2 separate regions of the Homo sapiens genome follow, and region 1 is linked to region 2. A link is an interaction called in ENCODE POLR2A ChIA-PET data of the cell type or tissue named here. Cell type or tissue: HCT116. All regions are shown on one strand.

The links. Peaks named below come from ENCODE experiments on the same cell type or tissue, not always from the same donor. Only the 100,000 strongest peaks of a DNase experiment are listed, where the experiment ranks them.
Region 1: POLR2A ChIA-PET joins it to region 2 with 6 read pairs; 10 of 35 experiments call an interaction of 5 or more read pairs at or near these places.

Annotation. Positions count from the first base shown.
Region 1 is chr16:89,321,367-89,323,866 of GRCh38, forward strand. All of the region lies in intron 2 of ANKRD11 (ankyrin repeat domain containing 11), which reads right to left. The region is part of intron 1 of LOC128462377; the gene reads right to left. LOC100287036 (a long non-coding RNA gene) reads left to right here. Exons shown (of 4, transcript NR_168302.1): 2 at 1,733-1,967; 3 at 2,400-2,500. Among named protein-coding and RNA genes, the nearest start is that of ZNF778, 100 kb to the left of the region's middle. RefSeq lists enhancers at 1,436-2,500, 1,695-2,208. In HCT116, no CTCF peak of the experiment used is centred here; a DNase peak (open chromatin) is centred at 1,172; H3K4me3 peaks cover 1,992 bases; H3K27ac peaks cover 2,378 bases.
Region 2 is chr16:89,246,267-89,248,766 of GRCh38, forward strand. LOC124903766 reads left to right here and starts at 1,112. Exons shown (of 3, transcript XM_047435040.1): 1 at 1,112-1,196; 2 at 1,331-1,736; 3 at 1,859-2,500. The coding sequence starts at 1,112. The coding sequence ends at 2,393. RefSeq lists a silencer at 890-1,639. In HCT116, no CTCF peak of the experiment used is centred here; DNase peaks (open chromatin) are centred at 617 and 1,215; H3K4me3 peaks cover 2,237 bases; H3K27ac peaks cover 1,102 bases.

The sequences.
Region 1 (2,500 bases), 75 kb after region 2:
GTCGGGCGGGGCAGGACTGGGGCTGCAGGGCGGGACTGTGGGGAGGGGACTGTGGGGCGGGGCCTGCAGGGCAGGGTGTGGGGCGGGAGCTGCGGGGCGGGGACTGTGGGGCCGGGTGGGGAGCCGCAGCTGCGGGGCAGGGGCTGCCCAGGAGCACTCCTTGCCAGAGGCCTTGGCATCACCAGGGAGTCCGTGGACCATGGAGACTCACGGGTCCCCTCGGGCCTTCTGAACCCAAACCTGCATTTTAAGCATGTTCTGTTCTGCACACTAACACCTGAGAAGGACCGTATAAGAAAAAACTTGTAATGACACAACTAATCTTAAAACTCACAGAAAAAAAAAAAGACTTCTTTGGGGTTGAAATTCACCTTCAATAAAGGGATGGAATGTAAGCAGAGCTGACCATGAACAACCTGGGTCTGGGTTTGCACTGCGTGGGTTCACTTACACGCAGATTTTCTTCCACCTCTGCCTCTCCTGAGACAGCAAGACCCATCTCTCCTCTTCCTCTTCAGCCTCCTCAACGTGAAAACCCGGAGGACGAAAGCCATTCGTGGAGACCCGCTGCTGCTGCGCGAGGCTTAAGTCTATTTTCTCCTCATGATCTCAGTATTTTCACGTCTCTAGTTTGCTCTACCCTAACAGTAAGAGCAGAACACACATAACATACAAAATGTGTGTGACTGGCTTTATGTGGTCAGGAAGGCTCTGGTCAACAGAAGGCTGTTAGTTAAGTTTGGGGAAAGTTAAAAGTTCTACACAAATTTTCAACTGCACAGGAGGCTGGCGCCCCCAACCCCTGTATTGTTCAAGGGTTTGCTGTAATTTGTATTAAAACACCAAGCCCCCTTACACCTGGGTGAGTCTCTCTCCCTGAACAGATGTGACAACATTACCCTCCGAAGACTCCCAGAGAGAAAGAGAACACTTCAAATTCAGATTTGTCTTCCACAGTATGTTGATAGAACAGGCCTTTACGTACGTCCTGGGCAAATGCTCCTCTCCTTATGTAAGTTAATAACTCCACCAACCACTAGTTTGTGTAATGACCATTTAAATATCGAATGGTGCCCAAGGCCCCTGAGAAGGGATGTGATTCAGCCCCTCCCCTCACGCAGGCACGTGGCCTCAGAGGCCCAGGAGGAGGAAGACAGGAAGTCAGCAGCAGGGTGGAAAAGGGGAGGGAAGCCCTTCAAGGGAAGCTCTCCCAGAACCTTCAATCCCAGCTCCAATTCCAAAGACAGGAACACACTCATGACTGACAGGATCAAACACCAAAGGCCTGTTTGCCTTGAGGGGGACACTGGGGAGGGTGGGGAAGGGGGAGTGAGGAGGAGCTGGAAGCAGCAGTCCTGTGTGGCACCAGGGGCTTGCTCCCACGTCGGCCCTGGGCACAGCCCCGCATGGTGATGAGGTGTGGCCTGCCTGCAGCACACGGCCATGCTCCAGATACCTTAGCTTTATCTGAAGAGTTCTTTTGTTTGTTTGTTTGTTTGTTTGAGACAGCTGTGTTGCCCAGGCTGGAGTGCAGCGGTGTGATCACAGCTCACTGTAGCCTCCGCCTCCTGGGCTCAAGCTATCCGCTCACTTGAGCCTCCCAAGTAGCTGGGAGTACAGGCCCGTGGCACCATGCCCGGCTAATTTCTGTACTTTCTGTGGAGTCGGGTTTCGCCATGCTTCCGAGGCTGGTGTCTGAAGGATGCTTTACGGCAACCCCTGCCTTTTCCAGCTGAGCCCTGCCGGCTGTTGTGCGCTCCGTGGAAAGGGAGAAGCACGGTCTCCAGCGGCTGCGTCAGGAGTGGTGCCTTGTGCACACCTCACAGGGAGAGAAGTCTCCAACGGACTGAGCGGAGGAAAAAAGAAAAAAGGAGAAAAGGAAAAAGAGCTGCATACCTGGCAGGCCTACTGTGTGCAAAGCCCTTGAGTGACACACCCTATGACCCACAGCACTGTGGCAATCCCAGGTATGGAAGAGAAGCACCACTGGCCTCTCACCTCTCACCATCTCAGTGGGCAAGGGGAGAGCAAGCAGCCCAGGGCAGGGGGGCTGAGCCGAGGGCAGGGGGGCTGAGCCGAGGGCAGGGGGGCAGAGCCGAGGGCAGGGGGGCAGAGCCCAGGGCAGGGGGGCAGAGCCCAGGGCAGGGGGGCTGAGCCGAGGGCAGGGGGGCTGAGCCGAGGGCAGGGGGTCTGAGCTAAGGGCACGGGGGCTAAGCCCAGGGCAGGGGGGCTGAGCCCGGGGCAGGGGAAGAGCCGAGGGACAGAGGCCCTCACAGGAACCAGGCCCTCCCGCACACCGCCTGACAGTCCACGTCAGCGTCTCTGTCCAGCCTCCACACACCCCTGCACGTTCTGAAGAGCCCTCCCCAAGAGTCCAACTCTCTCTCCTTCCTCCTCAGGGCCGCACCAGCTCTCTCTCCTTCCCCTCCTCAGGGCCACACCAACTGTGGGGTTCCAGCTATCACTCTGTGCAAAGGACTCCTAACATGGGTGTCCTCCG
Region 2 (2,500 bases):
TCTGGTTAGCTCTGATGATAGTTTCTTTTGCTGTGCAAAAGTTTAATTAGATCTTTAGTTTAATGAGATCCTATTGGTCATTTTTTGCTTTTGTTGCAATTGCTTTTTGTGATTTGATCATTGCAGCACTATTCACAATAGCAAAGACATGGAATTGACCCCAGGGTCCATCATGATAGACTGGATAAAGAAAATGTGTTACATGTACATATACACCATGGAATACTATGCAGCCATAAAAAAGAAGCGAGATCATGTCCTTTGCAGGCACATGGGTGGAGCTGCAAGCCATTATCCTCAGCAAACTAACGCAGGAACAGGAAAGTAAACACGGCATGTTCTCACTTATAAGTGGGAGCTGAACAACATGAGCACATGGACACAGGGAGGGGAACAAAGCACACTCGGGCCTGTTGGGGGAGGGCGGGGGCAGGAGGGCATTAAGAAAAATAGCTAATGCATGTCCGGCTTCATACCTACGTGACGGGTTGATAGGTGCAGCAAACCACCATGGCACACGTTTACCTATGCAACAAGCCTGCACATCCTGCACGTGTACCCCAGATATTAAAAAAAATAAATACATCCGACGTTTCGTGAAAGCTGACTGGGCATTAGTGGATCCAAGCACCAAACAGGACGGCAGGTGGAGACGTGGGACAGAGGCGGGTGGAGAGAGAAGCCGGCGGGATCCAAGGCCCCAGGGCAGGCCCTGGCAGCGATGTGGCAGCCCCTCTGCAGTTTCCACGCTGGTAGTCGTGAAGTAAATTCTAGGCCCTGCTCCCCAACCGGCGCGGGCCGCCCTCGCCTTCAGCTCCAATGCTGCTGCGCCCCAGGCCGCCCCGCTCCTGGCAGGCCCCAGCCTCTGACTCAGCCCCCCGCCTAGCCCCTGAGAGCAGCCTCTCCGCGGGACTGGCCTGTGCGCGCGCGTCTGCGGCACCGTCGGACCAGGGGCCGCCCCCGAGCGGGGAGCCCAGGAGGACGGCCAGGTGGCCTGAGGCAGAGGCGCCAGGGAGGATGGAGAAGGGACACCCAGGGCCTAGGCGGGGTGGGGGCAGGGAGGGCGGCGGGACAGCAAGGAAGTGGGTGCACCTGGGTGACCCAGCTGCGCATGAGCGGGCAGGGGCTCGGGGCGCGCGGACTCCAGGCGCTGGACTGCGGCGTGGAGCAGCGCTGGGGAAACCGCGCCGGGTTCAGCGAGGATTGCTGGGCGGGGCGCGCGAGGAGCGAAGCTGGCCGGGGGCGGGGCCTGAGTCGTGTCGGGGCGGGGCCTAGACCCGGGCTGGCCGTGGTGGGCGGGGCCTGAGTCGTGAAGGGGCGGGCCTTGCAGGGGCGGGGCCTCGAGGGGCGGAGCTTGCGGTGACCAGCGAGGGGGCGGGGCTTAGAGCCACTAAGAAGCGGGACCCAGTGAGGGCTAAACGTGGGGCGCCGGGGGCGTGGCGCGGGGCGCAGGTGCACGCAGGTTGGCCGCGGGCGCGCGGGGTCCGGCGGGAGTCCCGGGGTGGTCCCCGCGTGGGGCCGGGGGCGTCCGCGCGGGCGGGGCGAGGTCGGGGAGGGCAGCTGCCCGCCCTCCTCGGCACTGGGAGCTTTCGGCTGGTACTGCGGGAGGAGCTCCCGGGTGACCCGCGGGTTCTGAAACCGCCGCTCGGGAGCTCGGGGCCTGCGCGGCGTCTACGGGGCGAGCGAGGGAGAACTGACGCCTTTCGCTCGGATCCTTCTCCCCTTCCGAGAACCAGGTAGGTCGCGTTTATTTTCAAGTCCGACTGTTTTCGCGGTAACATTTGTGAGAAACATCACGGTGGATCCTGTGGGTCGCTGAGTTTTCTGACTCCCGGTTTGTCTTATTTTGCTTTGTCAGTGGGCTCTGCGCTCGCGTTAACAATTCGAATGGGCACGTTTCTGAGTTTAAGAACGCTGTTCGCTTCCTCACACTTAGATTGAGGTGGAACTCACGTCACATAAACCGGGTCGCAAGGCTCAGCTCAGCGGGGCCCCCCCACAGTGTTGCGGGACCAGCACCTTCTCGAGCTCCGGAACAGCTTCTACCCGCGCAGAGCCCGGCCCGTCGGCGGCCGCTCTCCGCGCCCCTCCCGGGCCCTGCAGCCCCCGCCCTGCTCCGCGGAGCAGCCTGTTCTGACCTCCGTTCCATGGAGCCCTACGTGCTGTGGCTTCTGTGTTCCGGCGCCTTTCGCTTAGAATCGCGTCTTAAAGGTTCGTCCGCGGTGGAGCGGGGATCAGGCCCGTGTTCCTTTTCAGGAGTGAATAATATTCCCTGGTATGGAGACTGCGCTGAGATAGGACCTGGGCCACCCCCTCTGATTATTTCCCGCCCACCCCTTCACTGGCGCCAGCCCCACGGAGACCTCGCAGGTGCCGTGAGAAAGTGGAGATGAGCAGAGTCTGGACGCATGCGCGGGGCCGGGAGGTGCCGGCCGCAGCCTGCGCCGTCTCCTAATGCGGAAATCTGCACCCAGGGCGGAACTCGCCGGTGTCTTCCGCG